6 separate regions of the Homo sapiens genome follow, and all the other regions are linked to region 1. Evidence: chromatin contacts called from ENCODE Hi-C data. All regions are on one chromosome and are shown on one strand. Each heading gives the region's core, a stretch centred on a gene start or an enhancer-like site at or near the end of the contact. The rest is flanking DNA. Distances are from core to core; before and after follow the strand shown.

What was found. Hi-C counts contacts between places; a loop is a spot of excess contacts on that map. Pooled maps may share reads with other maps.
Region 2: a pooled map shows a loop between it and region 1 (25-fold over the local background). The contact joins the promoter of WASHC4 here to the promoter of BLTP3B in region 1. A Hi-C loop is called at or near these places in 6 of 50 pooled maps.
Region 3: a pooled map shows a loop between it and region 1 (22-fold over the local background). The contact joins the promoter of FGD6 here to the promoter of BLTP3B in region 1. A Hi-C loop is called at or near these places in 7 of 50 pooled maps.
Region 4: a loop to region 1 is called in a pooled map, with 7 times the contacts of the local background. The contact joins the promoter of SNRPF-DT here to the promoter of BLTP3B in region 1. A Hi-C loop is called at or near these places in 5 of 50 pooled maps.
Region 5: a pooled map shows a loop between it and region 1 (11-fold over the local background). The contact joins the promoter of LTA4H here to the promoter of BLTP3B in region 1. A Hi-C loop is called at or near these places in 9 of 50 pooled maps.
Region 6: a pooled map shows a loop between it and region 1 (8-fold over the local background). The contact joins the promoter of NFYB here to the promoter of BLTP3B in region 1. A Hi-C loop is called at or near these places in 6 of 50 pooled maps.

The regions. Positions count from the first base shown.
Region 1 is chr12:100,140,156-100,145,347 of GRCh38, forward strand. BLTP3B (bridge-like lipid transfer protein family member 3B) reads right to left here and starts at 2,719. Exons shown (of 21, transcript NM_015054.2): 1 at 2,437-2,719. The coding sequence starts at 2,480. BLTP3B-DT (BLTP3B divergent transcript) reads left to right here and starts at 2,900. Exons shown (of 2, transcript NR_186018.1): 1 at 2,900-3,188; 2 at 4,385-4,516. RefSeq lists silencers at 2,134-2,383, 2,704-2,883 and an enhancer at 2,264-3,027.
Region 2 is chr12:105,106,241-105,111,432 of GRCh38, forward strand. WASHC4 (WASH complex subunit 4) reads left to right here and starts at 1,491. Exons shown (of 33, transcript NM_015275.3): 1 at 1,491-1,621; 2 at 4,885-5,024. The coding sequence starts at 1,561. LOC414300 (a long non-coding RNA gene) reads right to left here and starts at 1,402. Exons shown (of 2, transcript NR_121211.1): 1 at 548-1,402. RefSeq lists silencers at 1,300-1,579, 1,790-2,039 and enhancers at 1,600-1,759, 3,598-3,757.
Region 3 is chr12:95,215,286-95,220,477 of GRCh38, forward strand. FGD6 (FYVE, RhoGEF and PH domain containing 6) reads right to left here and starts at 2,182. Exons shown (of 21, transcript NM_018351.4): 1 at 1,940-2,182. The coding sequence starts at 1,955. VEZT (vezatin, adherens junctions transmembrane protein) reads left to right here and starts at 2,522. Exons shown (of 12, transcript NM_017599.4): 1 at 2,522-2,601. The coding sequence starts at 2,566. RefSeq lists enhancers at 1,846-2,440, 2,441-3,036, 2,501-2,740, 3,341-3,390 and a silencer at 2,041-2,270.
Region 4 is chr12:95,855,746-95,860,937 of GRCh38, forward strand. SNRPF-DT (SNRPF divergent transcript) reads right to left here and starts at 3,094. Exons shown (of 3, transcript NR_135014.1): 1 at 3,009-3,094. It overlaps SNRPF (small nuclear ribonucleoprotein polypeptide F), which reads left to right and starts at 3,207. Exons shown (of 4, transcript NM_003095.5): 1 at 3,207-3,331. The coding sequence starts at 3,329. RefSeq lists enhancers at 2,916-3,531, 2,930-2,989, 3,040-3,099, 3,220-3,449, 3,480-3,529 and 1 more and a cis regulatory region at 465.
Region 5 is chr12:96,033,319-96,038,510 of GRCh38, forward strand. LTA4H (leukotriene A4 hydrolase) reads right to left here and starts at 2,269. Exons shown (of 19, transcript NM_000895.3): 1 at 2,043-2,269. The coding sequence starts at 2,201. TRD-GTC2-8 (tRNA-Asp (anticodon GTC) 2-8) reads left to right here and starts at 2,703; the gene lies at 2,703-2,774. RefSeq lists enhancers at 1,368-1,457, 2,048-2,467, 2,908-2,957, 2,978-3,027 and a silencer at 1,898-1,997.
Region 6 is chr12:104,135,037-104,140,228 of GRCh38, forward strand. It overlaps NFYB (nuclear transcription factor Y subunit beta), which reads right to left and starts at 3,174. Exons shown (of 8, transcript NM_006166.4): 1 at 3,105-3,174; 2 at 412-496. The coding sequence starts at 417. RefSeq lists enhancers at 1,733-2,326, 2,327-2,918, 3,742-3,911 and silencers at 2,538-2,667, 2,728-2,807, 2,908-3,007, 3,058-3,357.

The DNA of each region.
Region 1 (5,192 bases), core at 1,469-3,968:
CCTTCTTTTGTCAATTACGAGCTGCCTTTAGATTTCTGAATAACTATTTTTCTTAGGAGATGACAGCAATTAGCAGTAAGATTAACTTATTAACCAAAAATAAAAATTTGATACTCTTTAGTCACCTGAGTTAAGGATGTTTTGAAATATGAAATAACTGAAAACTCAAGTGTCCCAAAAACTCATCTCTGAAAAAAAAAAAAATCCTCATCACACTATTTATCACACAGCTATTACAAATCATACAGATTTAGAAACTAACCCTAAGGGCCAGGCACGGTGGCTCACACCTGTAATCCCAGCACTTTGGGAGGCCAAGGCAGGCGGATCACCTGAGGTTGGGAGTTTGAGACCAGCCTAACCACCATGGAAAAACCCTGTCTCTACTAAAAATACAAAATTAGCCAGGCGTGGTGGCGCATGCCTGTAATCCCAGCTACTCGGGAGGCTGAGGCAGGAGAACTGATTGAAGCCAGGAGGCAGAGGCTGCCGTGAGCCGAGATCATGCCATTGCACTCCAGTCTGGGAAACAGAGTGAGACTCTGTCTCAAAAAAAAAAAAAAAAAAAAAAAAAATATATATATATATATATATATATAAAATAAAATAAAAACTAGCCCTAAAGACTCAATTTTCAATATATGGGTGTTTTCTATCTCATGCAGTAAGCCATTACATCTTTGTTCTTAATTTTTTTTATTATACTTTGGTATGCATGCTCTTAATTTTTAAGAGCCCCTCTCAAATGGAGTTCTATAAAAGAATTAAACTCTAATGCACTATCTGTTGATTGAATTAACTTTTCTTCCAAGCATCTAGAGTGGTACTAGCTATGCAGCATCATCCTTGGACGAGTGAGAAAGTAGGCATTCAAATCATTTTCTGCAGATCTGTATTTTCTTGTGGAGCTGGGTATGAGAAAGGCGGGAGGACATAAATTAAAAATAGATAAAACCTTCCAAAATAAGATAGTTCAAGATTGGGCCATATATATAATTTTAAAAGAAACTTTTCAATGAGTGATAACATTAAGAAATACATATTCATGCAGGGCGTGGGGGCTCACACCTGTAATCCCAGCACTCTGGGAGGCCGAGGACCGCGGATCACCTGAGGTTGGGAGTTCAAGACCAGCCTGGCCTGGTGAAACCCAGTCTCTACTAAAAAAATACTACATATATACACATATATATGTGTAGTGTATACACATATATATGTAGTACACATATATATGTATGTGTATATATGTGTATATATGTATATGTATATATGTACATATGTATATATATGTACACACACACACACACGCTGCTATACTTTGCTACTTTTAAGAAAAGTGCTATATCTTATTCAGTATTATAAGTGAGGAAAATATTTGCTGAATCACAGAAGTAGAATTCTGTTCCCAATATATAACCTGTGGTATAAGACAATCTGGGGAATCAAGAATTATGTTTACTATACAAGTCTATAATCATACCCGTGTCTTCCCAAAATTAGTTAAAATTAACTTACAAATCGAACAGAAAGGGATCCTAACCAAGGGCTTTGAGTTCGCTGGTAACAACTTGGAACAAGAGCCTACATTTAGCCTGTGTCTTGAGACAAACACGGAGAAGCCAAGAGCAGTAACAAACTGCCAGCCTTACTGAGTCATGTTTCTGACTAAAACCGCGTTATGAAATGGAGAGAATGACATGTCTTGGGTTTAATCACCACAGATGTTAACTCCCTGAATTTTAGAGTTGCAGAGGAAAAAGAGCAAAAACCAAAAAAAAAAAATGTTCAGTAATAATGATGTGGGTCTCATAGGACTCCAGAAAGAACCTGCCAAAGCTGCGAACTCTGCTTATTTACCTAAAACAAATCCTAACTGTGCAAACAGGCACACCCTCTGATGCCACAGAGCGGGAACGCCAAGGTGGGAGGAATTCAGAACAATCACAAGGTTAACGTTCCACTGAGAACACAGCCTCCACTGAGCGTCCACACTGCGCCAGAAGCCCTCGGTTAACGGAACCGCTCTGCTCCAAGGGGAAGGAGCACCGAACTCGAGTTAGAGCCCAGCACATTAACCAGGCACTTGGGTGACGCCAGGCCACCTCCAGCCTCCGCTCAGTACCGCACAGAGCCGAGCCGGGACGCCCCCAGACGCCGCGCCGGGAGCGATCCCAGCCCGCCGCGCTCCGCACTCCGGGCTCCTCCGCGCGCCCACCCTGGGAGAAGACGCGTCAGGGGCCGATTCGTGAGGCCAGCCCCCGGCGCCGCCGGCGACAAGAGATCCGGGGCCGCGACCTCTGCCCCGGCCAGAGCGGGGAAGTCCGAAGGTCGCCTCCCGCACAGCCGCCAGGCGCCGCCGCCCCCGAAGCCGCAGGCTGACTCCAGTGCGGGCTGGGGTGGAGGCCGACTGGCGCCGACACCGAGGCGCTCACTGACCTGGAGAGGTGCTTCAAGATTTGTTTCTTGATGATCCCGGCCATGGTACCGAGGCTGGAGACGCCGCGGTCTCGTCCTGTTGCTCACTGCCTCCTCTCTTCGTGGCCGTCTCCTCTCTGTCCCGGCTAGCCCGGCCGGCGGAGAGGCGCTGATCGCTCACGACCGGGAGAGACCCAAGGCCCCGGCCAAGGCCACAGCCGCCGCCGAGAACCCGGAGCATCACGCTCAGGCCGCCACGGCCGCCGCGGGCGCCATCTTGGCTGCAGCATCACCTAAGAGACTCGGTGGAGGGCGGGGGCGGGGCGGCTCCAGGCGGGGCCGGCACGAGGCGGGGCGGGGCCAACGCCGGCTCTGGGCGGGCTCTGGGCGGGCTCTGGCTGGGCTCTGGCTGGGCTCTGGGCGGGGGCGGGAGGTTTGTGGCATTGGCGCCAGGGTTCTTAGCCCTCGCGACACAGGGCCCTTGACTCTCAATACACCATCCTTCTTGGCCTTAATCCTCCCTCCTTCCCTCTGCTGGTGTTCCCGCCTCCATCGCTGACCCGTCGCTGATTTTTACTTCCACGTCCTACTTCCCTTATTCATTTCCTCAGAATGTTTTTTATTTTTTTGCTTGTTTGTTTTTTTTTTTGAGACAAGTCTTGCTCTGTCACACAGGCTGGAGTCCAGTGGTACGATCTCGGCTCATTGCAACCTCCACCTCCAGGGTTCAAGCGATTCTCCTGCTTCAGCCTCCTGAGTAGCTGGGATTACAGGTGCGCACCACCACGGCCGGCTAATTTTTGTATTATTAGAGACGAGGTTTCACCATATTGGCCAGTAGGTCTCGAACTTCTCACCTCGTGATCCACCCTCCTAGCCTCCCAAAGTGCTGACATTACAGGCGTGAGCCACTGCACCCGGCCTCCTTAGAATGTTTTAAGAATCGGCCATTAACTCCTGTGCTTGCTTTGCTCTCTTGACCTACTCACCTTTCTTCATATTCTTCCTTAGGTTTTTGTTTTTGGTGTTTTTTTTTTTTCTTTTGTTAAGGTGTCCTGCCTTTCCCTTACCTAAATGTGGCAATTTAATGTTTCCTTTGGTTATTGCTATTCTAAGGGAAGTAAAGGTTGACAATGGTTCCTAGTAGTCTAGGACCTAGGAATTAGAAGGTGTATAATTCAAGTCCTGGCTCTGGTATTTTCTAGCTGTGTTATCCTGGGGAAAATAATTTCTTTACTATTAGTTTCATTTTAATCATCTGTGAAATAGATTAATCATCAGCCTTACCCACTTCACTAGGTTGAACCTAAAGGTGTAAATATCATATGAAAAGTTCTGTAAGGAAGGAAGGAAATTGTTGAACTAGGGAAAACTGTTACAATTCTACACCTCCACCCCACCCAATCCCAAACAGAGCTAACATTTTCAGAGATTAAAATGACGACTTCTGTCATCCCAGCACTTTGGGAGGCCGAGGCAGGCAGATCACTTGAGGTCAGGAGTTCAAGACCAGCCTGACCAACATGGTGAAACTCTGTGTCTACAAAAAAAAAATACAAAAATTAGCTGGGCATAGTGGCGGGCGCCTGTAATCCCAGCTACTCAGGAGGCTGAGGCAGGAGAATTGCTTGAACCCGGGAGGCAAATGTTGCAGTGAGCTGAGATCAAGCCACTGCACTCCAGCCTGGGCGACAGAGCAAGACTGTCTCAAAAAAAAAAAAAATTACTCAGTGTTAAGTCAAGTTTAGCCTAACACTGCCTCCTTACGTAATTGAGTTCAGCCTAAAGGTTTTTCTGTACATCATGAACTTATGAAAATAAGCAGAGGTATAAACCGACCATAGCCCACACCTGTGCCAATCACTGAGTTTTGGCCAGATGTAGCCAACTGTTCAGACTGTGTTCAAATAAGGCAAACACTGAGCTGTAAGCAATCCAGTTGTTTCTGTACCTCACTTCCATTTTCTAGACCTCACTTTCCTTTTGCTGGCCAGAAATCTGCTCCCAGCATGTGGCTGTGCTGGAGTCTCTCTGAATCTGCTGTGATTATGGGGGCTGCCAGACTCAGGAATCGTTCATTGTTAAACTCCTTTAAATTTAATTTGGCTGAAGTTTTTCTTTTAACACTAGTGATATCTAAAACAGGAAAAGAAATTGTACCACCCCTGAGGGATGTATTAGCAAGATGTGTGGTTGTACATCTTGGGAGTTGGGTGGGAAGTAGTTTACACATAGTCCAATAAGCTGGCCCTTTTTGAAGAATGGAAAGGATAGACGTGTAAGTTGACTACACTCAACATTTCATTTTATTTTTATTTTATTTTTGAGACAGTCTTACTCCATCGCTCAGGCTGGAATGCAGCAGCACGATCTTGGCTCGCTGCGACCTCCGCCTCCCAGGTTCAATCAGTTCTCCTGCCTCAGCCTCCCAAGTAGCTGGGATTACCAGGCTAATTTTTGTATTTTTAGTAGAGACGGAGTTTCACCATGTTGGCCAGGCTGGTCTCGAACTCCTGACCTCACGTGATCCGCCCGCCTCAGCCTTCCAAAGTGTTGGGATTACAGGCATCAGCCACCACACCCAGCTGACTACACTCAACATTTATCATAGATTATAAACCAGGCACTATTCAAGTATCCTGGGGTTGCCTAAATGAAAACAAAAATCTCTGTTCCTGCCATCAGAGTTAACGGCCTGGCTTGGAAGGCAGACTCATGTTACTTACACCTTCAGCTCTGTTAGTAGACTCTGGTTCAAATGCTGGCCACTTTATAAC
Region 2 (5,192 bases), core at 241-2,740, 5.0 Mb after region 1:
AATTATTACATGACACTGCCTCTTGCTACTAATCTATTAACTTTAATAGATTAGTGTATTTATAGACTCAAATTTTTCTGACTTGTAAGTTCAATTTATCACAATGAGCTGCTGGGAGATTAATTACAGTGATTTAATGCAAATGTTAAGAATCCAGGAAAGTCAAACTCATGGTCACACAGAAAGTACAGGAAAAAAGTTTGTCAGCCATTAGACCCTAAGGATGCCTGTTCTTTTCAAGATTTTTTTTTTCTTTCTGAAATGCCCACTAAGTCTGCCATAGGGTCAGAAAGCAATTTTCTTACATGTTTTATAGTTTCTGCATCTAGCCTGGTGCCTGGTACCCAGTGGGCACTCAATAAACATTTAACTCAGGGCAGATCCAATGACCTCAGAAGAATGCTCTTCAATAGACCTTTTGCCTACATTGATTAGTTCTTTTCGGTACTTTTTAAGATTACAAGAGTAAAACCCTAATAAATTCTCATTGTTAAGGATTCAAAACACATAAGTAGACACATCAAAACTTGAAAATCCTGTTACTCACCAACACATGCTTTTCCCCAGGTAACCACCGTCCTCTGATTTGTCTTCCTATGAATTTACATACACGTAGGCACATACGCGTTTGTATAACTTAAAAACATAAATGTAATCACAAATACACATTACTCTGCAACTGTCTTGTGTCGGTTGTTCATGCCATTATAAATATATTTCATCTATTTTAGCAGCTCTTCAGTGATTCGTAGTATGGATGTATTGAGCTTTATGTAATTCACTTGTAATGAACATTTAGATAGTTTCCTATTAAAAACCACGTTGCTATAAATATTCTTGTGCAAATACGTGTATGCATGTAGAATTTTACACCGATCCCGATTCTCCAAAAATCCAAATTGCAGGTGGGATCATTTTAGAATGTACTTCAATAGCGTTCTTCATCCTGCCTCGCGTTTTTAAAAGGACTGAGTGGAGAGCGGGGAAGAGGTCGTAAGATCCCCTGTTAGGGTGTTCATAAAGTAACTTCTCCTCTCGCACAGAACGTCTTGACTAAAAAACAATCCGTACAGAATGTGCGGGAGAGCTGTAGGAACTCCTACGGTGGCGACAGAGAGGGAAACAGGCTTGTTGGAAGAAGCGCCTGGTCAGCGTTATCCTCGAGGATCATGCCTTCCTGTTAATTCCCCACCCCATCAATTCTACCTTTTTAGGTTAGACTGGGGAGTAACTTTCCCAGGTATTAAAAATCGTCTAGAGAGAGCAGGGCGAAATTAGAGTGCCGAAGTGGCTTGAGAAGCACAGTGAATGGTGGCGAAGCCCGAGCCGGGTCGCAAGACGCCCGCTGGCACTGCCGGCGCCATGGCGGCCGCCTTCGGCCACGGCGGAGGACTCGCTTTCCCAGGGGCCCCCGCGGTCGCAGGGGCAACGAGCCCGGCCGGCCCTCGCGAGCGGAGGCGGGGCCGGGGCCGGAAGTCACGTGCTGTGACAGTAGCTGGGGTGAGGCCGTCGTCGCCGCACGGGCTGGTTGGGGCTGTGTCTGTGGGAGGCGCCGGGGTGATGGCGGTGGAGACTCTGTCCCCGGACTGGGAGTTTGACCGCGTTGACGACGGCTCGCAGAGTAAGGGAGCTGCAGGGCGAGGGCTGCGGGTGGACGCTCCTTCGGCCCGCCGCTGTTCTGGGCTGGGCAGCGCTCCTGCGAGAGGGACGGCTGCGCAGCCGTCTGGTGCGGGACACTTCAGAGCCCTTGGGGTGTGCGAGGGACGCGCTCTCCAGCGTTACTTTCGGGGTTGGGGTCCCAGCCACGGCGGGTCAGGCTGCCCGTTCAGGGCTCGGCGTGTGAGGCGGAGACTCTCCTGGGGAGCCTGCGGTGCCCCGCGGGGAGCGGCGTCCCCCTTCAGCTGCCCCGGGGCTTGGGCGGGGCGCGCCCGGGAGGCCCAGCGGCCCCGGGATCCCAGGCTGCTTCTGTCTCTGGCCTCTTGGGGATTTCGCCAGATTCTGAGCGTTCAGCTCTGGAGGACGCTGATGTCTGGGTTCCTGTTTCGGTTTCCTGTTTTTCTTCTTTTCCTCCCAAATCAACTTTTGCAAGTTTGGGTGTCTTTCCCATCGCGTTGCTATAACCGTAGAAGGGAGCGAAAAAAGAACTTTTCACCCTGCGAAAATAAACACGTGAATGTCATTTTATCATTTTCCAGGCCTTTTATTTATGCTAAGTGATATTTTTCAGTGATGTTCTGCAGTTTCCATCGCAGTTATAAAGGCTTCAAAAATTACAGCAAATCTTCAAATTTTGCTTCACAAGATCGAATTGTCTGATTTTAACTTAGAAGTCTATCCCGAAATAAACAAATTGTGTTTCTTTCAGTAAAATATTGAGGCCAAATTAATTGTAGTGAAACTCTACTTGAAATAAATACAAGTTGGCAATCTGCTTCTTATCTTTGGTCATAGTAATCTGTGTAAGTGATCTAAGAGAGATTGGAGCATGCTGTTTGTGATTTTTTTTTTCCCTCATAGTTTTCCCAAAAGGTGGAACGTTGCTTTTAAAAATTCCGGATGAATTTTGCTTGATTTACGAAGAGAGACTAATGCCTACAATGTTAGATGAATTAGGTTTTACAAGTCTCTCAGAGAAGAGTGAGCTACATCCAGGATGGGTTGCAGTTTTTCACAAAACATTCCTGAGGTCAGGAGTTCAAGACCAGCCTGGCTAACATGGTGAAACCCCGTCTCTACTAAAAAATAAATAGCTGGGCTTGGTGGCGAGCGCCTGTAATTCCAGCTACTTGGGAGGCTGAGGCAGGAGAATCGCTTGAACCCGGCAGGCGGAGGTTGCAGTGAGCCGAGATCGCGCCATTGCACTCTAGCCTGGGTGATAATAAGGTATTAGCTCTTATGCAGCATAAAAATTAACCTTGGAGATAATGACAAAATCTTTTAATTTTTTTTTGTGGAGGGGATTCTGTATTGTTATAAAGTGAACTGTACCTTGTCATATATGTTTTATGGACAAAGATGACGAACTGGTATCTTCAAAAAAAATTGGAATAGAGTTATGTTAATTGAGTTTGAAAATGGTTCAGCCTGGAGTAGAATGGTCTGATTCACTCAACAGATATTTTCTACAACCAGTGGCTGTGCTAGATATTAGGGATAAAAAGATAAAACAAGGAGTGCAGTCTGTTGACAAAGATGAGCATGTTAAGTAGGTTTTTGGAATTTTTACTCTTAAAAAATTACCATGTAGTTCTTATCTCAACTTTTGTTATTTTAACTTTCACCAATTTTACAACCGTTTATTGTCAGCAAGGAACTTTTAATGTTATTTTAGGTTTTCTGTTTCCTGTTTGTGAATCCCTGAACATACTAAAGGAGTGATTTATTGGCGTGGTGTTTCTCTAGCATTGTCTTTTTTTTTTTTTTTTTTTTTCGAGACAAGGTCTCACTCTGTCGCCCAGTGCCGTGGCATCGCCACGGCTCACTGCAGCCTCGACCAGCTGAGCTCAGGTGATCTTCCTACCTCAGCCTCCTTAGTAGCTGGCTGATTTTTTCTTTTTAAATTGGGATAGAGACAAGGTTTTGCCATGTTGAACTCCTGGTCTCAAGCGACCCACCGGCCTTGGCCTCCTAAAGTGTTGGGGTGAGCCACCATGCCCGGCCTAGCATTGTCTTTAAGAAGTCATTTGCTGGTCAAATGCAGCTTTGACTGGTCATTTCCTGTGTAGTTGAGAATAAGACAACTATTTGGGGTTCTGAGAATCTGGGCAGTCTTATATGTAAGCTGTAGGGAAGAGAACACCTCCCTGTGCTTGGCGTTCATTAATTTTTGGTCTGTGAATCATATCTAGACTAATTGTTTTCCAAAATTGCCTAGATTAATGCTATAATAAGACAGAAACCTTAATGAACTAAATGGATTCACCGGATTTAAAACTTTATGTGGTTGAAGAATAAAGGAGAGTGGGGGCTAGGTCTTTATACTTTAATACAGCATGAGTCAGAACACACTTTCTCTTACTTGCTTCACATTGCTAATTTGAGGAGAGCAAATTTTTACCTTTTTTAGAAGACAAAGGTTGAATAAAGTTATTCATATCAATAAAAGAAACTGAGTTGGAGTTGAATTTGTTACCTTTGGGAACAAGTAATGAATTTTTATGTGTAACGTGAAATACTTTGACGAATAGGCATATTTTAAAATCCAGCTTATTCCAATGATTCCTTAAAGTTACCTATGAATGTGTTAATTCTGTGAAGAACAGCATAGTATTCTGTAGTCAAGCAGTGTTCTTTGCTGGTTTTTCCAACTTGATTATGACAGTTAAATAATTTAACAAATATCTTGGTTAAATTTTAGACATTATAGAAATAATATGCTCAAGCAGGTATAAAACCTCCATTTAAAAATATTTAGGTGTATTATTAAACATTAGTGTGTATAGAATTAAAAACTACATTTTTAAGTGTTACTTCTGTGACAGACTGTTTTTTTCACCTTCAGATCATGAATATTTGTTTTTGCAAAAGAGTTGTTCATGACTAAAAGATAGAATCAGGACATTGAATTGTTTAAGGCACTTTTCAGATTGGTTCAAAGCCCTCTATTATGGGGGTAGATGGGCTAGTGGCTTTTTCATAATATGTTAGGGTTTTAAGGTAGTAACTTTATATATGGTAACATCTACTGCTTTTAAAATTATTTCGTGTATAGAGAAGATTGAAAGCTGAATTGTTGTTTAACTTTGGAACTTTATTTTCAGGAAGTCCAGACATTCCAGAGTAATAATTAACAGTGCTTTGCGTGACTTTTGAGGTTATTTGAAGTAAATGTCCTGCAATTCATTACTTGCACTTATCACATACTGTTTTAAAATTTAAACTTAGAAATTCATGCCGAAGTCCAACTTAAGAATTATGGGAAATTTCTTGAGGAGTATACCTCTCAACTGAGAAGAATTGAGGACGCTCTGGATGACTCAATTGGAGATGTTTGGGATTTCAATCTTGATCCTATAGCATTAAAGGTTTGATTTGATTTTTTAAAAATATATGTATATATTTTCTGGACATACTATATCCTGAAAACATAATTTTTTAAAATGGAAAAAGTATTTTTATTTGAAATCTAAGAACAAAATGAAAGTTGGAGAAAATTGTTAATTTCCTTTTCTCTAAGCCATGCAGATGTTTTT
Region 3 (5,192 bases), core at 932-3,431, 4.9 Mb before region 1:
TTCCTTTTATTTTCTTAAATTAAACCAACCCTTCCAAATACCACAGATTAGATTCAAAAGCAAAAATCCCCTCCCTTAACTTCAAGTAACTTTCCTAAACGTTTCAATGAATTTGACTATTGTTCCCAAAAAGCACCATAATCAGCTTGTAAGAACTATGTATACATATAAGAATGGGTAGAAATAAAACCCCAGTTCTCTTCCATATTCCCCATCTAGACACCAGAAAGAATTATGATAAATCCAACAGATGGGTGAGCAAAAAAGTAGTTGATGCTTCTCAGCCAGCAATGCTAAAAACCAACCAACTCGGCTAGACACAGGAAGTGTCCCACTTTAAACACCACAAAAATTTCTGTGGATTTCTTTAATTGTAAAGTTGATAAAATACAAAAATAGCTTGCATTATTTTAGGATAATTCAAATGCAAGAATCATGAACTTCCAGTCTGGGCCCTAGAAATTGGGTTTACATAAATGTGAAATTACATGCTTCTGTGCCTGTTCCTTATAAACTGTTAAGACTGGAATTGAAAACTGATACATATAAGACACGGTTATTTTAAATACATTTGACACCTCCAAAAAGGAAAGAGCTAAAACTGGCTGGAAGGATTTTAAAATTTCCAACCACTTTTAATTTAAATCAATTTCTTGAACGAAGGTAAGGCACAGAAATGTAGGATGAAAATAATTTACCTTATGTAAGTATAAAGCCTCCCTTTGGCAAAGAAAAGAGAGTTTATAAAGATATCTCATATAAGTGCATATAACATCAAAAAGGAAAGACCCACACAACACCCACTTCTTGCTTTCTTTTCCTATTGGCTAACTTCTTGTTTCGTTTGTTGTAATCTGATCACAGGGAGCAATGCAACACTACAATATATCTAGGCTTTAGAAATAATACAAATCAGAACATTTGAGTGCTGTTGGACAGTTTCAAGTTGCAAGAATTTTAAACAAATGCCAAGAAAAGCAATGAAAATTTAATCTGATACTTAAGTGCTGATTCTGGAAGTAACCTTGAGAAGAAGCTTTAAACTATTTCACTATAAAATTTCTAATGAAAGTTTCAACGTGGACAAAAACGTAAAATAACCCATAACACTCTACTTAATACATAAGTTCTGGTTTAAAAATTAACCTATGTACTTACGAAGTGAACGTAACACCACTTTGGTAATTATTTTGTAAAACAGAAATTGTTCCTTAAGAATGTTCAGAAACACAACGTCTAGAATTGCTGAAAATCCACACAAAGATAGAGGCTTTGTCATTTGGATGAAGGGGAAAGAACTATGGGAGGCAGACAGAAAATAAAGCTTTGTTTACCCTAATCAGGTAGAAACAAACAAAATAATTGTAATTGGGTGCAGACAAGCAAAAAAAAAAAAAAAAAAAAAACCTCAACAATCTCAACTCCTCTGCTTCTCAGGTAACAGAGGTAAAACCACCAGGACATGACAATGTCTACGCCTCTTTAAAATGGGTAAAAGGTTTACCAGCAGATACAAGGTTGAAAGCGACTCACTTAGTGGCCAAATTGAACACGCTGAGAACACTGCCTTTACCTATAATAACTGATCTATTAACTTGGGAATCTACACTATTTTCACATGCAAAGGCGAAGTCCTCGCACTGCTGGAGAGATGAGCGAACGCCCTTCACACATCGCATTTCACCTGGTGCAGAGCCCCCAGCACAGTCCCCCTTGGAAGGGAGATCCCGAGAAATCCCGGGTTTCCAAACAGCCCCTCTGGGCAGGAAAAGACGAGAAAGCCGGCAGCGAATCCCATTAGCTCCGCGCTTGCCGAGGTGCTCGGCAAAGGTACGGGGCACACAACTCGCCCACCCCGGCGAAGAAAGTTGCTCGCGAGCCCAAGCCTAGCAGCGCTCGCCACAAACTTTCCCGCGGCAGCGCGAGCGCCGTCACTTACCGGCTGCAGAAGTCATGATTCCCCGGTGCAGCTCGCTTCCCCGCTCGGCCCCTCAATCCATCTTCCCCTTTCAGTCCATTGTTCCCACAGTTCGGGTAGGAGAGAAAAGCCCCCGCAGCGCCCACATTCCGTCCCGCCGCCCCGCGGCGCAGCCTGAGCGCCACACAAAGGACGCGGCCGACTCTAGCGACCCTGCGGCGCTCCCGGGCGCGAGCCGCCGGGGTCGGGCGGGCGAGCACTAGCACCGCCCCGCAGAGCGGCAGGCTGACAGCCAGGCGCGGGCACGAGCAGTGCTCTCTTCGGCTCCGCTGGCGCGTGCCCTTCTCGGGCTCCAAAAATCAGCAGTGCTCCGGGCGCCCCCTGCTAGTCGCGGCCGTAAAAGGCAGACAAAAGCCCTAGCCTCCTCCAATCGGAGGGCTCGAGCTTCAGCTCGCTCCCGCCTCTCTCGCTTACACGCTCACTCTCTTCTCCAATAAGCGGGCTCGAAAAGGGGGCGTGAGCGGCGAGGCATATTGGGAATTGTAGTTTTCTGGACCCACGGGACGGGCAGGAGCTGGAGCTCCGTGCCGCCTGTACTCCCGCCTTCATTTCCCATCGTGCTGAGGCGGGTGGCATGGCGGAGAAGGATGACACCGGAGTTTGACGAAGAGGTGGTTTTTGAGGTAAGAGGAAAATGGCGGTGGGTGTGGATTGCCTTTGTTTGAGAAGGACGAGACGGAAATCGAGGAAGCAAGGCGTTCCCGGGGCGAGGGATCGGGTGACGCGCTCCAGCTGGCCTCGACCACCGAACCCCAGCGATTTCAGGGCCTAGAGTCCGTCGTCGCCTGACAGGTGTAGCCAGAGGCGCCCTGGCCGTGGCCGGCCTCTATCTCGGGCCCGCCCAGAATTCCCAGACGGTGCCCGGTTGCCAGGCTCTGGGCTGGAGCGGTGTCTCTTCCTTCCTGGGAATGGATGTGCGGCGGGGGGGACTGCGCCCGGCTGGGGCGGGGCCGAATCGTGCCTTTTAGATAGTCACAACTTAGCCTCCTCCTTTTCCATCCGCGATTTTTTTGGGTCAGTATCCAGAGTGCTTCAGGTCACTGTTCACCGTCAAGGCGTGGCCCTCGGAATGAAGGCAGCAGGTGCCCGTTTTCTAACACGGTTTAAAGTCTATTTGTGGGACCTACTGTGGGTAGTTAGGGCCAGGGCATCTCAGCATCTAGATTCGATTCTTTTGTCCTTTGCTGTTGCGCTAGGTGTAGCCAGTTCTTCTGACTCGGGGCTCTAGATGTGAGTGCTTTTGTGTGGGACTATTTTAAGACGTTCTCTGCCATCTTGAATGAAAAAAATCGGGCGAGTGTTTTTGATGCCATTTTTTTCCATCAGACACAGGTCAAAACTCGCACCCCTGTACGTATGTGTATTGCATGTATACGCTTTACTTTCATTTATCCAACTAGATTTTAAGAAAATTTAAAAATGAAGTGGCCCATGCCATACAGCGAGAGAGCGAGGCACAGACAGGACAGAATGCTAAATGTTGAAATATGTACAAACTGTCATTGAAGGATTAATTTCTGTTCTTGCGGCCTCCCAGAGGCTACACCCAGTACGCGATATCCGAGGTGAATCTTTAACTATGAATTGGATTAGAAAAACCGGCAGGAGAAAATGTATTACAGGGAAAGAGAACTGATTATGCCAAGCTTGGGAAGTGTGAAAGTACCTGGTGTGCATTTTTAGGGGGCGGGGTGTGGAGGGTGGCTATGTAAAGTGGCTTGATGTGGCTGCAATGAAGAAGCAGTGGAAAATGTGGCCATTTTACCGAAGTGAAGAGTCTAGATATGAGGCGTTCATTAGGGAAGACAAGGGCCTGAGATGAAATGAGAGACGTAATGGAATAATGGCTTGGACAGACACTTGTAAGTTAAAATCGAGGCAATGTTTATAGATTGAATGTGGTAGCTGAAGGAGAGAGAAATATTTTCTAGAGTAAGGGTAACTGATGGGTGTATTTTTTTTACCCATTATTTTTGATTTCTGAATATAATAGTAATATATGCTCAAGGAACATTTTATTGTAGAAAATAAGCCCCCAAGTTAAAATCATCCATTATCCCACCACCCAAAGATGGTAACTATTAACAGTACGGTATGTGTTCTTATAGACTTTATTTCTATGTAAATGTGTGTTTATGTGTGTGTAATTTTTTAGCCTCTATATTAAGACACAATGTGTGTGTGATATTTTTTAAAACAAAAGGTATACCACGTAGAATTTTGTATATATTTTTCACTTGACTTTATCGTGAATCTTTTCCCATTCATCATTCTCTGAAAACATTAATATTATAATATCCCCTCACGTGTATCATAATATAACCTTTTTTTAAAAAAATACCATTGTAATCAACAGTGATATAAGCCTATTTTTAACTACAACTCTGATTTTCCTCAGAATAATTTTTAGAAGTAGAACTAGTGGGTGAAAGAATATGAACATTTAAGACTTACGCAGAAAGGTTATACCAATTCCGGTTTCCATTAAGAATAAGAGAGTATTGGTTTCACCAAATCCTCAACAACAGCCTTAACAGTTTCCTTTAATCTTTGCTAATTTGATAGGCAAAAATAACATTCCATTGTTTTAATTTACATTTTATGCATTTATACATTTATTAGCTATTTTTATTTCTTTGAACATTTCTCTTCATATTTGTTGCTCATTTTCTTATTAGATGCTAGCTTTAAAAAAATTGACTTGCGTGAGTTCTTCATATATTACTAAGCCTTTGTCATACTTGCAGAAAAATTTCCAGTTTGCTGTTTGTTTGCTCTTTGATATACACAATTTTTATTGCAGTATAATTTACATAAGGACAGGGCACAGATCACAAGTGTGTGGATGGTTATATTTTCACATGTTGAGCACACCCATGTAACCAGCACCCAGATCAAGAAACGGGACAGATGGGGCATGGTGGCTCACACCTGTAATCTCAGCACTTTGGGAGGCTGAGGCAGATGGATCCCTTGAACCCAGGAGTTTGAGATTAGCCTGGACAACATGGTGAAACCCTATCTCTACAAAAAAGACAAAAATTATTTGGGCGTGGTGGCACATGCCTATAGTCCCAGCTACTCGGGAGGCTGAGGTGGGAGAATCACTTGAGCCTGGGTAGGTCAAGGCTGCAGTGAGCCATGATCGCACCGCTGTACTCCAGCCTGGATGACAGAGCCAGACTCTGCCCCAAAAAAATAAAAAATGAAAAAA
Region 4 (5,192 bases), core at 1,844-4,343, 4.3 Mb before region 1:
CTGTTCATCCTAATTAACAATTAGGGGTCGTTTTCTTCATATGTGCTCAAAATGTATTCTATCTCATCTTCGAAAAAATACAAAGTCTGTTATTTCCCCTATATTTGAAGCAATTATTCTGATGAATATTCTGTGGAGCCATATGCCAACATGGCAATATATATATTTGCCTTTAAAATAGTAATGCCTTTTAACCTAGGAATTATATTTGTAAGAATTTATGGTAAAGAATCAAAAATACACTTGAAGATTCATGTAAAAGTATGTTCAGTGCAGACTGTTTATAACAGGAGAAAAAATGAAAATAATAGAATAATACATTATCACAGATGCAAAATACAAAGTATAATGAAGACATTAAGCCACATTTTAGAAGAGTATATTCAGTCATATGAGAATTTGCTCAATATAAAGTGAAGAAAACAAGTTACAAAACTGTGTGTAGGCTGGGTGTGGTGGCTCACACCTGTAATCCTAGCACTTTGGTAGGCTGAGGTGGGCAGACTGCCTGAGCTCAGCAGTTCAAGATCAGCCTGGGCAAAGTGGTAAGACCCCATCCCTACTAAAAATTAAAAAAAAATTAGCAAAAGATTAGCTGGACGTGATGCTGCATGCCTGTAAGCCCAGCTACTCAGGAGGCTGAGACATGAGAATTGCTTGAATCTGGGAAGCGGAGGGTGCAGTGAGCTGAGATCGCACCACTTAACTCCAGCCTGGGTGACGGAGTGACACTCTGTCTCCAAAACAACAACAAAAAAGAAAAAACAAACAACAGCAACAAAAAACTGTAGATATCTTGTAAAAAAAAAAGTGCATATGTTACAGTAAAAGTTAATTGTTGTTCTCTTTGATTGGTGGGATTACTAGTGATTTTAGGTTTATTGTTTAGAACTTTCTACATTTTCCAAAATTTTGTATAATATTTATAATTAGACAAATATCAGTGACTTATGCCCACTTAATTTTAATAAGGTATTTAAGATTAAAATTTAATATGGACCAGGAATGGTGGTTCACGCCTGTAATCCCAGCACTTTGGGAGGCCAAGGTGGGTACACAGCTGGAGCCCAAGAGTTTGAGACCAGCCTGGACAACACAGCGAGACCCTATCTCTACAAAAAAAATTAAAAAATTAGCTGGGTGTGGTGGCACATGCCTGTGGTCCCAGCTACTCGGGAGGCTGAAGTGGGAGGATCTCTTGAGCCCAAGAGGTCAAGGCTGCAGTAAGCCAAGATCTCACCTCTACAATCCAGCCTGGGTGACAGAATGAGACCCTGTCTCAAATTAAAAAAAAAATTTAACATGAAAAGAAAAACCAACCTTAAATACACTATCTTTACAGAATGTGTTTACTGTAGTATTTCGTTTCACTTCACTGAGAAAACAGCTAAAGAGTCAGGCTTCTAAAACACATATTGAGTCTTTGAAAGGTAGCTTCATGAAGTAGAAAAAGCAGAGTTTTGAAACCCAGGTATGTGGTCCTGAGCAAGCTATGAGGCAGAAGAATAGCGGCTGGAAGCAGGGAACCTAGGGCCCATCCATGCTGACTGGGTATCAGAGGCTACTCCCATTTCAACCCCTCCTTTTTCTGCGTGGCAGTTGAAAAATGAAAGTACCTCTTATTGGTCCCCTCCCGCAACCAATCAGACTGGTTGTGGGCCAATGGGCAACCTCTAGAGGGTATTTAAAGCCCAGAAAATTCTATAACCAATGCTCTTGAGCCGCTTGCACCAGGCGGTGCCCACCCTGTAGAGTGTACTTTCATTTAAAATAAATCTCTGCTTTCGCTGCCCTGCTTTGTTTGTGCGTTTTGTCCAATTCTTTGTTGAAAACGCCAAGAACTCGGACAGCTACCCTCAACTGGTAACAGTTACCTGCTGGGCCTACTTCCTCATCTCTTAAACGGGGCTGTCACCCCGAATCAGACAGTAAGGTAAGATTTCCACGATTGTTGAAAAAGCCTGACACATAGTAGGAACTCAAAGTCTATACAAAGACTTAAAGTTCATAAAACAATAGACAAACGGAGAAATCCACTGAAGTTTAGGGTGAATAAATCTAATAACTGTTTGGTAAAAACTACACTGACAATCATTGTCTGGTCAGTGTTCAACATTTACGTGAAACACTGAGCTTTTACAAGGCCAAGCCCCGTTTTACGTTAAATTCTCGCAACCACCCTGAGGATGGTTCCGTTTTTAAAGCCGCGTTCCTGCCGAGGAAACAATGGCCCTCGGGGTTAAGACACTGCCCAACACCGGCCGCGCCTGATAGACGCAGGTTCCGAATGCAGGCCCCCTCCAAAGTCTTGCCCACTGCTCCACAATGCCTCAACACCCAACATTTCATCCTCAACTCCAAATCCATCTCTTCAGGGCCGCAAAAAAGCGTTACTTCCCAAAGGGCGTGTTCTCCAAGAACTGCATTTAGCATTTCAGATCAGAGTGACCCGAACTCAATAGGATTACGACAAAAACTAGTGAGATTCAGATAACACCGTTACATCGAAAGTTTTAATCCGTGACAGAGGAAATATTGCTTACGCCCTTAGGTAATTTCAAATGCACGTATGAAGGCCGTGCGGGTTTCTGCAGGCGAAGCAAAAGAAAGGTGGGGCCGGCAGGGTCGTGGGGCGGGGGTGGGGCATGACACCGTATCCCAGACGCAACTCGACCTCGTTTGCAAGAAATTCTGTATCCAACTCTCTTCAGTGCGTTTCGCCGCCCCTAGTCTAGTCTGGCTAGCCCCCAATTCCTTTAAAAGGGGTTAAAACGGGTGTTGCAGAAGAGAGAACACTCAGGTAGAAAGGGCCTGCGGCAGAGGCGCCCCCAAATCATGGAACCTGTTGGAAGAGTGAGGAAGGAACTCTGGGACCCCGAACATTCTCACGGGTGTAAAAAGACAAAGTAAATCCCCATTAGCCAAGTTGGGGAGAAGTCACATCCGTTACACAGCCTCTCCCAGACCGCCCTCTAGGAAGGACACCACATTTAAAAACACCGGCCTGCCTCCAGTCCTTGGCTGCCTCACAGCGATGCTCAGAGCCGGTTTCCCAAGGTCCGCGCGCCGCCTGCAAGGCGCAAACCCAAGCCGCTGCTGGTTGCTAGGAGATACTGGGCCAGCCATCTCCTCCAATCAGCACGCACCTCTTTGCGTCCAATCACAGAGGCAGGAAGGGCCGTGGTGGGAGGTGAAAGGTCATAGTCCTGTTTGGCGGCCATTTCTCTTGAAACTGCGGCTCGGGACCTGCGGTACCTGCTGTAGTCACGAGGGACGGGCGGCGGCCTGGTCGGCAGAGAGTAGCCTGCAACATTCGGCCGTGGTTACGATGGTAAGGAGAAAGAGAACGGCGGGAGAAGCGGGGAGAAAGAGAAGGAGGGAGACCAGCCTCGCGGGGCCTGCTGGTTCCTTCGCGCGTTTCCCATTCATCCGCGTGAGGCGCCGCGCACCCTGTCGCCAGCTCCTTTCACTCTGCTTTTAGGTTTCTGAGGCGCGTGCTCCTCCCGATGCCTTTCTTTTCCTAGGAGTGCCCGTGCCTTCTTCTCTTTGTTTGAATCCGGGCCTGGGGTATTCTTAGTTGGGGCTATAGGGTCGGGGTAAAAGTCAAAGAGAATTTGCACTTCCCACTTAACCACACTCCAGAATTCACTTTCATTCCGTGAAAGTAATGATACGGCCATGCTCTAGATTAACTCACTTGGGTGGGGAAGACAGACATTAGTCAAAAAATAACAAGTATGTAATTGCAAATAATAAGTGCTAAGAACAATGCAGACAGGAGGCTGTGAGGGTGCGCGTTAGACATTAGAGGCTTAGTCAGAGATGGCCTCCCTAGGAGGTGGAATTTAACTCGAAGCCTAAGTGTCATGAAATACGACCCTTTAAAGAGCAGGAGGAGGAGTGTACCGAGCACAGGGAATAGGAGCATAAGACCTGCGGCCGGAAAGAAAGCTTGGTCATTTGGAGAAATTGACAGAAAGGTATAGCCACTTGCGCGAATAGTGGTTAAGAGATGGTATCGGAGGAGCAGGCGTTGGGCAGGACCTCTTAGGCTGTATTGGGAGGTTTTGATTGTACTCCAAATCAATTTAAAATGATTCGGTTGGAAGCCATTGGATCATTTTAAGCAGAAATATGACAATCTGATGTGCACTTTAAAAAATCATAGTTACTGTGGTGGATAACAAATTGGAGAATGAAAACTGGAGACCCATTAGGTTATTGGAGTAATCGCCATATCAAGATCACTCCGAATATGCTCATGTTAGAGGGGGTTAGTAGCCAAGTTTCTTAGTTCTCTTCTTTGTTTGACTGGTGAGTGAGCAGAAGAGGGCAAAAACCGAAATCACTGGAGATGTTAATGGTTTGCTGAATAAATAGACATTAAGTAATTGCTGTAAGTAAGAGGCGGTGCTACTGACAAAGTCAGATAGGACCTAGCCCTAGCTTCCCCAGTTAAATACTGTCAAGCGTGATCTGCCCTCTGCTTCCTTCTGTAGTTTTATATTTGGGGCTTTGACTGACAATGCTGAATTGTATGTCCCCAAAACCACCTTGTTGCATCACTCTTCCCTCCTTTTACATAAGTAGCTAGCCTTGCCTGGAACAGCATTTTTTCCCGCTCTGGAAATAAACTCTTATCCTTTAAAACTGAGGTATTACTTATTTCAGGCAACCTTTCCTTTTTCCCCTGGATTGCTTTGGTACCCTTGTGCCTAGTATATCTCCTTTTACTACAGTGCAGCATGCAATATAATTATTTGTATGTGAGGAGTTCCCCTCCCCATCTCCAACTTCTTGACAGGGACTCATTTATTTATTTATTTATAAGAGACAAGGTCTTGCTCTGTTGCCCAGGCTGGAGTGCAGTGGCCTAATCATAGCTCACTGCAGCCTCGAGCTCCTGGGTTCAAGCAGTCCTCCCACCTCATCCTCCCTAGTAGCTGGGACTACAGGTGTGCACCACCACACCTGACTATTTTTGGTAGAGATGGGGGTCTCACTATGTTGCCTGGGCTGGTCTTGAACTCGTGACCTCAAGTGATCCCCCGGCCTTGGCCTTCCAGATTACTGGAATTACAGATACGAGCCACCCTACCTGGCCCGCTTTTTTTTTTTTTTTTTTTTAGTGCCTTTATCTTTGTTTCTTTAGAGCTCAGAACAGTGAGTGATGTAGGTAGTCAGTGTATCTT
Region 5 (5,192 bases), core at 1,019-3,518, 4.1 Mb before region 1:
AACCAATTGGAATATTTCTTCTGAAATATATGTTGCAGCTAAAGATTCAAGGAAGAATTTGCTGTTCATATATTAGAAAAACCTCTTTAAATTTCTTCCACTAGCGACCTCGGTTTTGGTTTGCAATTATTCACATCTGAACACAAGTGTCCTGAATTGCTTAATTTTTAAATCTCTAGTACTTTTGAATGTAGGACGTATAAACTCATGTTCAAATATGGCAGTCTCACAGTGTGGTTTTTCTTTTTTTATTATTATACTTTAAGTTCTGGGGTACATGTGCAGAACGTGCAGGTTTGTTACATAAGTATACACATGCCATGGTGGTTTGCTGCACCCATCAACCCGTCAGCTACATTAGGTATTTCTCCTAATGCTATCCCTCCCCTAGGCCCCTACCCCCAACAGGCCCTGGTGTGTGATGTTCCCCTCCCTGTGTCCATGTGTTCTCATTGTTCAACTCTCACTTATGAGTGAGAACATGCGGTGTTTAGTTTTGAAACTGCATTGAAATAGGACTTCAGCCCTGCCCAGGCAAAGTTGCTACTGCAATTAAAGATAGCATGGTACTTCAAGAAGACCAAAGTGCGATCTGCAAGGAAATAGATGCCTTCCTGCTTATAATATCTTAATTTTCTTTCTTATGGTACTTTTGTTGATTACCTATCAGTACATAGAGGAATCGACCTATTTTTCAAATCAATCAGTTTAGCAAAATGTTGAGGGATGAAGAGTAAGAAAGTAAGTACTTATTAGTTCATATTAATGAAATCAAAATTCAGATCCTTCCTACACAAGTAGGAAAAAGAGGCCTGAAAGCCACCAATTCTTATCTGCCCGATCTGATCTGATTGCTTATTGATGTGCTTTAGTAGATTTCACCATGCTACACTGTGTAAAATACACATGTAGCATCCTGCCCTGGTGAAGAAGCCGAATTTGGCTGTCTTTTCATGACCCTCTTATTTTTAAAATGATCTTCTATGAAATTCTTCAGGTGAAAGGTACCTTCAGATGAAAGGTATAAACCAAATACTATTGGGCAATTTGAGCAAGAACATTAAATATAGGTTATGATACAGATAAAATCATTGAATAATATTCCATGAATCTACAACCTTTCTTCATTCCAATGGTTATAGAGTTTGTAGAAGTATGTGTTTTCTAAGTGAAATAACTACTTGGCTCCTTGGAACCAACTATTAAAAAAGCGTATTGAATCATCCTTAGAAAATTTGAACGTCCCATCCGTTCTTAAATTATTAGAAGAAAGTTGATAAGATTAAAAAGTAGAAAGGACCCTGAAGAGAGAGAGCTGCGCCTAGAGTTAGCAAGCAGGGACTGTTAGTTTCAAAGTAGGGCGGAAAGAAGAGGCCTGCCCGGCCGGGGCTGGAAATCCTAAGAGGCTTGAGAACGACTAGCAGGGAGATCCAGGGAACTAGGAGGGAGACGGATGGGTGGTGCCCTGCAGACCTGTGGATTGAAATAAGTGTTCCCGGGAGGCAACCGTGGGATCAGGGATCGACAGGACATGGGATCTGAGACTTGGGTGAGATTGTTGACTGAGGAAGGTGCCCAGGGGGCTGGGAAAAGTCTGGGGCCTGAAGAAGGGGGTTCTGGGCCGCAGGCCGAAGCAATGGGGAGGCCATGGAGTAATTAGAGCCAGGAACTAAAATTATGGGGGCTACTGCAAAGATGACACCTAAGGGCTGGGTGAGTTGAGAGGAGTGGACGAGGCGCTGGATGTGCCCAGGGACCTCGGAGAGAGGATCCAGGCGAGGGGCGGAGGAGACATACGTATAAGTGGGGGCTGAGGGAAGGGATGCAGAGGCGTAAGCGGGGTTGAGAAGGGGTGCTGTGAGAGATCTGGGGGCTGAAGTGCACAACATGAGTTGGATGGAGGCTACAGAAGAGCAGACGGGGACGTGGGGCTAGGCAGGGGCCGCGGCGGGGTGAGCCGGAGATCCGGGAGCCCGCAAGGACTAGGGTCGAGGGGCAGGGAGCCCGGGAGAGGCGGGCACTGGGCAGGCGCCCCACTGTACCAGGCTGCGCAGATTGTCCTCCTGAGACTGGACCGTGAGAGCAGCAGTCCCGGTCAGCGTCCGGCGAGTAAAGTCGACGCTGCAGCGCAGGTGCAGGTGCTTGGTCCGGCAGACGGAAGCCGGAGAGGCCAACGAACAGGTATCCACTATCTCGGGCATGGCTCTGGGGGATCACACAGCACAGCGACCTACAGCCCAACGCTCAGCTACCAGACTCGTCGATAGAGAACCTGAGGAGGAGGGAGAGAGGTAAAGAAGAGGAGGAGGGATTCGCGGTGCACGCCGGGAAAGGAAGTTTCTTAAAGTCAGACGAGCGTTGGGGGATGGGTGAAGGAACTACAAGTTCCATGGTGCCGCGCGGCAAGCGGGCGCTTGGCTACCTGGGAGCGTGTGTGTTAGGGATGTTGAGGGGGACCAAGCGTGCTCCTGGAGCTGAAGAAGAGGAGGGGAGTAGGGGCAGTTAGAAGGGTGGCCGAAGGGAAATGATGAGAATGGAGGGGGAGATAAAACTGAACACTACCATTTTGGCTCTGTTCAACTTTCGTGGAAGCTGTGGTGGCAAACGTAAGAAAATCAGGTTCATTGGTGTTTGCATATAGCGAGGGCGGGGCGGAGCAAAAACGTAGAAAAGGCCTATCAGAAGGCTTTCTTTCGTGCGGTTCCTCGTTAGTATAGTGGTGAGTATCCCCGCCTGTCACGCGGGAGACCGGGGTTCGATTCCCCGACGGGGAGGCACAGTAATTGTTTTTTGTTTTTAGCTGTAAGTAATTCAAGGTTTAAACAGTTGTTTTGTCAGTTTCAGTGTTTATTATGTATATCCCCAGAACCTGCATCTCTCAAACGGAGAAAGCCAACATTCCCATCTTAGAAACTAATGAATTTCTATAAAAGTTATGCACTGGTCGCAATGGGAGTACAGAGCTGGGACATCTAGCTCAGCTCTGGGGCCTTTGTGGCAGGTGAAGGAGGATTGAAGGATGCCTTGCCTTTAGGGTGGGGCCTCAAAATTAAAACTGGAAAAATTGGAAGAGGCTAGGTTTCGAAGGACCTTAAATAGGTGGCCTTTTAATCCTGGGTGCATTAATGGGGGACCCACTGAAGAGTTTTCAGCAGGCGACTGATAAAGCATGGTCAGACTCATGTTATAAAATGCGGTATCAAAACCATTAGCAGGAGATTTAGGAAACTATTAAAATGGCTCAATCAGAAGATGCTGGGGGCCTGACATAGGTAAGTAGTAAGTTAGGATAGAGAGGAAGGAATGAATAGAAGGAATACTTATATAAGTGGATTCACAGATTGAGAGGAGACGAAGGTGGCCCAGGCTTTCGGCTTCAGTGGCTGGCTAGTCATTAACCAGAGGTAGTAGTCTATATGAAGAGGACAGTATGTTAGGCTGTACTTGCATTGCTATAAATACCTGAGACTGGGAAGAAAAGGGGTTTAATTGGTTTACAGTTACGCAGGCTGTACAGGAAGCATAGCTCCAGTATGCTTCCAGGTAGGCCTCAGGAAGCTTACAATCATGGCAGAAGGTGAAGAAGGGGCAGGCCTCTACATGGCCCGAGCAAGAGCAAGAGATTGCGGGGCCGGTGCCACACACTTAAACAATCAGATCCCACAAGACACTGTGGCGAGGACAGCACCAGGCCATGAGGGCTCTGCCCCCGTGACCCAAACACCTCCCACCAGGCCCTACCTCCAACACTGGAGATTATAATTCAACATGAGATTTGGTAGGGACATATATTCAAACTAAATCAGACAGATTTAAGGGGAAGATGCTAAATTCAATTTTGGACATATGAAATTTGAGAACCTATGGGAGTGGAAGTGGAGATGTCCATGAGTCACTTGGATATTTAAGTCCACAGCTCTGGGGAAGTGCCAGGTAGACATGACCACGTCACATAACGTGGTGGATGAAATTATGACAGTGGGTAAGCTCAACCCAAGAAGAGTGTGTAAAGAGAAGGGTAATGAAAACAGGTTGGAAGCTGAGAGAACACCAGAATTTATTGTTTTAAAAAGGGCTAGAGGAAGAGAAACCCATGAAATAAACCAGAAAGAGCCAACCAACAATGCCAGATGCAGTCCCGAGGACCACCGAAGTAAGAAGTGAAAATTCTCTAGATTTGGCAGTGGGGTGAGAATGGGGAAGGTGGTGATTTTGTTGACTGTCGTGATTTGGTTGAAGATGGAAGCCAGAGAGTAGTGGATTGAGCAATGAAGAGAAGAGGGAGGTGAAGCATAAACCACTGTCAAGTTGCTTGGCCAATGTGAGAAGGGAAGATAAAGGGGAAGCTAGAGAGGAATGCAGCATTGAGAAAGCTTTTTTTTTTTTTTTTTTTGAGACGGAGTCTCGCTCTGTCGCCTAGGCTGGAGTGCAGTGGCGCAATCTCGGCTCACACAAGCTCCGCCTCCCGGGTTCACACCGTTCTCCTGCCTGAGCCTCCAAGGACTACAGGCGCCCGTCACCAAGACCGACTAATTTTTTGTGTGTGTATTTTTAGCAGAGACGGGGTTTCACCGTGTTAGCCAGGATGGTCTGCATCTCCTGACCTCGTGATCCACCCACCTCGGCCTCCCAAAGTGCTGGGATTACAGGCGTGAGCCACCGCGCCCGGCCGAGAAAGAATTTTTTTAATGTTTGCTTTTTAAGGCAAGAGAAAACTTTAACATGTTTAGATATACAGGTGAAAGGGCTTCTGGAGAAGAGGAAAGTTTCTGCAGAAGGATCGACTCAGAGGCAAAAAGGTAGAGAAGAAGAAAGTAAAGATTTCAGAGGTGTGAGGGATAGTTGATGGGTTTAGCATGCTGGTATGGTTCAATTCTCTATCAAAAGTGACGAAATTTAGCTCCAGCAACAACAACAAAAAACTGCTATATTTCTGGATATCCTTGTGTTGGCCCCTGCAAGCCAAAGGAAAACAAAATAAAACCAAAAAATCCCAAACTATGAAATCTAATACCTTACACATGCATAGGTCCTAATTCATAGGGTGTAAGAATTTGTCATCAACATTTGCATTTTCGGATTTTTTTGGCAAATGTCCTGTTGCCCAGGCTGGATACAGTGGCATGATCATGGGTAACTGCACATTCAACCTCCTGGACTCAAGCGATTCTCGTGCCTCAGCCTCCAAGTAG
Region 6 (5,192 bases), core at 1,924-4,423, 4.0 Mb after region 1:
CCTCTATTTCAAGGCTCAGTTCAAGGTCTGCAGGATCCCTCTGTGACATTCCCAAGTACCCAGGCTCACCATGCCTCTCTTCTTCCCATATCTACTGCACTTAAGAGTTAGCATTTTCCATTCTGGGCATAACTGTCCCCTAAGTATTCAATTAATTGGCTAAACAGACAGCCCCTTTACAGCTGGGACAGGCTACCCTGTAGCCTCAACAGCACTTAGGGACCCATGGGAAATAATATATGCAAGAAGCTGAAAATAAGGAAGCAACAGGAATGAGCAGAGGTACTGTCTGTCTAGACTTGAAATGCATTCATTCTACCAGGCACCTCCAGTATAAATTGGTTACAATTTTATTTCCAGCCAATTACTATTCAAATCTAATTAACAACCAAAATGGTAAAATATACTTACTGTCATGAAATACTGTCAGAACCGTGTTGTCAGTGGTGCTGAAGAACACCTATCTAAAAAGGTGTCTAATCTTTGTGATTTCAACCTAAAAGATAAACATCTATTAGGACCTAACATCTATCAATAGTAAAAATACATCAAATGTATCACTTATAGGCTTTTTTTCTCATAAAATTAAAGAGGGCTTGTATAATTTTGACTACTATTCTTAATCAATGGAGTACATGGTATAAAATAGTATAAAAAGGCACCCAATAAATGTTTGTTGACTTGAAAGATTTATTTTGGAGAACTTAAAAACAAGTTAATTCCATGGGGAAAGGAGAAAATGGATTTTCCAACATAACCCTGAATTTAGCCATATTCATCATAAACATTCATTACAATACACCAAAAAGGGACCAAATTATATAATATGCAAGAGACCAAAAATTATACATCTAAATTACTTAAAACATTAACACTCAAGATGCAAACACACCCCTTATCATCTTAATTTTTTGGTGATGGTTTTCTTAAATGTTTCAGAGTAACATTTAGACATTCTATAGCTCAAGAGGAGGAAAAAATTATCTGAGAATATAATGCTTTTCAATTAAGAATCTCAGATTATACTGTAATGAAGATACATTCTGCACTGAGAAGATATCAAAAAAGCAACACAATCAAGACCCTTATTTATAATTTTGAAGCACCACCATTTTTGACTAAAATTGCATCGAAATAGCACTTCAGTCTCACTGTAAGGCATAAATAGCTGAACAAATTAGTACCAATTGCTGTGTTACAAGTTTCATTTCTCATTTGCTCCATTCTTTCTCAAAGGAAACAATTAAATGGGGGAGGGGTAGGATGCCAAAACAAAAACACATCCTTTCAGTGTTAATTTTAAAGGGAGAAGATATACTGATACGCATCCAAGCATGAAATCTAGCAAATAGCAGAAAAAATTGTAGCCACTGAATTGAAAGTTTTTAATGCCACTAAAAAGGTCCAGGTAGCAAAAACTGCTTGACGTTTGCTATAATATTAAAAGTAATTTATAATTTCTTTTCAAATATTAATAGTATCCTCTAACCCCAAAACTGCTCAGAAAAGTCCTTCCTTGTAACGAGAAATGTTATTTTTTAAAGAGTGTCTTTGAAAAAATAAGCCCTCAGAACACTTAAAACATGGGAGCTATATTTATGTATTTTGCTTGGAATGGGAGAGGGGGGTGTGGGCAGGGAGTCATACCACACCACACTCACTCACCCAAATAGTTGATTCAGTATATATTTAGACTCAGTACATTAAAGAAAAACACTGTCACCTCATATGGTGTATATTTTCTTAAGGGCAGGTTGATATATGTAAAAGCTCAAGGGAATGCATACATCTGTTTAATGTTTTAAGAAATGCAAATTTGTATCCAAGAAAAGCAGTAGTCCCTTCCTCCACCCTCCATTCTTTGGCATCAACAACCAGAGTTTTGCATCAATATACAGTAATCCTTAAATTAAGATACAAGAGCAATGCAGGGAAGGAATAATTTGCCTTTTAAGGAATTTTGGTTAAACTTTCAATACTTTACAAATAAACCCCCCACTGATTAGTGCCACTGATATTGATCCGTTTGCTTTCATCACTTTATGTTGCTGATTAGTTTCCATACTAAGAGAGATGAAACCACCCCAGTGATTTGTAGCACGAACCACGCAACTATGGGGTCCATGCGGGTTAGTGGGATGCCATTTTTTTAAAGGTCGCAGGCTACCTAACCTTGTTTAAATTATCCTGTTAGAGTGCTTTGGGCGAGATTACGATTTGTGGGTGCTCTGTAATTCTTTGTTCTCTAAGACTACCGTTCTTTAAGGCCCTGCATATCCTCCCGCCTCCCACCACTAATGATTAAAACCTTAGTCCAATCCGAAGGGCTTCCTTCCCACCTTCGGGGCAAGTACAGGGACCGCAAACCGCCAGATGGCTGCATTCTTTACGCGCAAACCAGGCTGCGGGGAAGCTAAAGCCATGCCTTCCTCCCCACGCAGGTGCCTGGGTGGCCCCGGCCCCACGGCCTGGTCCCGGCGACCTGTCAGCCCTGCGAGTGCCAGGAGGCCGCCCCCAGAGCGCATCCCCTGACTCGCCCGGCCGCCCCGGCCCCGCGCCCAACGCCTGCCTCCCACCCGCCGCGCGGCCCCCGGGATGTGCGGGCAGACAAAGCGCCGGGCCCCGCCACAGCCCCGCGGGCGGGAGGAGGGCGCCCCCGGGGACTCGCGCCGCCGCCGGGGCTACGGGGCCAGGGCCCGGGCCGCGTCTCCCGCCCCTCGGCCGGCTCCCCGCACAAAATGGAGCCGGCCCGGGACGCCGTCGAGAGCGGGGCCCCGACGCAGCCCCGCGGCCCCTCCTCGGCCCCGGGCCCGGAGCTCAACGGCGGCGAGGGTGAGGTGGCCTGGCCCGCGTCCCGCCGCTCCTCAGCCCGGCGCACAAAGAGCCGCGCCGCGGCCCCGCGCCCGCTCCCCGGCCCGGCCCGCTGCGGGAGCGGCCTCGCAGGCGCGGGGCCCGGCCTCGGCCCGCGCGGGAGGGCGGGAGGCTAGTGCCCCCGGCCGCGGCGGCGTTGGCGGCGGGGACGGCGCCGGGAGGAGACGGACATTTCATTCGAGCTAAAGTGGAGTCGGTTTAGGAGCGATCATTGGCCGAAGCGAGACACAAACCTCCAATGCAGCCCTGGTTGGCTCCCGTCTCCAATCGGCTGTTTGGTTGGACAGAAAATGGCTGCGAAGGAACCAGTCCCAGCGCGGAGCTCCGCTTCCAGGACTCGGCCTCCCCTCCCTCCGCCGCGGGCCGCTTCCCTCGGCGCGACACCCTCCCTCCGCGCCGCCCGCGCGCCCGCCCGCCGCGGCCCCGCCCCGCCCCGCCCCGCCCCCGGCCCCGCCCCGCCCCCGGCCCAGTCCCGCGTTCCTGTGAGGCCTCCGCGCCGCTCCGGATGCCGCTCCTCTAGGCGCGAGGTCTTCCAGGGCCCTGCCCGGGCGCGCCGTTCGGGTCTAGGCGGGCCTCCTTCCCGGTGCTGACCCGGGCCTGTGCGAAGCGGGATCTCTCGGGCGTCCCTCTCTTTGTCACCCCTTCCCCCGCCACGTGGAGGTGCCTCAGCCGCCTGAGCTCAGCCTGCCTGCGCCTGGATTTTTAAGAAGGGGAAACCAAGGACAGAAGCCGCCCCCTAGGACGACGCGCCCGAGCCACCGGGAGGGTCTGAACGGCGGGGGCCTCCTGGAGCGCCTTCAGCGCCTCGTGTTTTCTTTCCTTGGGTCCCTGTTAGCGTCGCCGCATGCACAGCGCTCCCTGTCATTTGGTCCCTGAGCTTGGGTGTTTTTCACATTTCATCTAAAGATGCAGACCCCTGCTAAGTCTAGCCAGCCTTCACCCTGAATCTTGAACTTAAGATGCTGCATTTTCCACCCACCCCCACCCCTCTAGTAGCTGCAGATTGACAAGCGGCTTTTCCCAACCAGATGACATTTTGGCTGCAAGAATCCGTGGCCCGTTCTTGCCTCTGTGCAGCCAAGCTCCTTCGCTGTCTTTCTCAAACTGCAGTCCTGAGTTCAGCTTCGCTTAGCAGTGACCATCCCAGAGGTGGGTAATCCAACACTGGATCCACTCACTGCAACCGGAGCTGGGGATGGCATGCCCTCTGCTTCCACTAACCGAGTGGCCTGCACCACATTAAACTCTCCAGCTTTGATTATGTAAAAATACAGAGATCTTTTATTTATAGAGTTCCTACTGTTTCTCAGAGTATTTAAACATTTCTGCGGCAAGTATGGAAGAAAAGACAAATGAAAGCCCCAAATTGTGACAAGAGGAGTAAGTAGCAATGCCACTGTCATCAGACAACCTGACTTGAATTCCAACTCCCCTTCTTACAGGCTTGTGATCTTGGCCAAATGTCTGCTTCTCAGGGTTGTTTGGGATAATGTATACATAGAAAGCCCTTTAAAAAAAAAAAGTTATCCCAGCACTTTGGGAGGCCGAAGCAGGCCGATCACCTGAGGTCAGGAGTTCGAGACCAGCCTGACCAACATGGCGAAACCCCGTCTCTACTAAAAATACAAAAATTAGCCGGGCGTGGTGGTGGGCGCCTGTAATCCCAACTACTCAGGAGGCTGAGGCAGGAGAATCGCTTGAACCCGGGAGGCAGAGGTTGCAGTGAGCCGAGATCACACCATTGCACTCCAGCCTAGGCGACAGAGCAAGACTCCATCTCAAAAAAAAAAAAAAAAAAAGTTATCCTAAGATCTTTATATAGCATGAATTTCTTCAATCTCCATCAAACATTTAAAAGGTGTTATTTGCTTAGAAAAAAAAAAGGAAAAATTGGCCTGAGTTTAATTTCTCCCTTTCTCTATGCTTACCCATAAAGTGGAGATTAAGGAGTGAAATGATGTGTTCAAAGGTTCAAAGGCAGGAAATATAAAGTAATAGAATTGGGAGAAGGGGCTGGGCATGGTGGCTCACGCCTGTAATCCCAGCACTTTGGGAAGCCAAGGCAGGCCGATCACCTGAGGTCAGGAATTCGAGACCAGCCTGACCAACATGGAGAAACCCCGTCTGTACTAAAAAATACAAAATTAGCCGGGCGTGGTGGCGCATGCCTGTAATCCCAGCTACTCGAGAGGCTGAGACAGGAGAATCACTTGAACCCAGGAGGCGGAGGTTGCGGTGAGCTGAGATCGCGCCATTGCACTCCAGCCTGGGCGACAAGAATGAAACTCTGTCTCAAAAAAGGAAAAAAAAAAAAAAAAAAG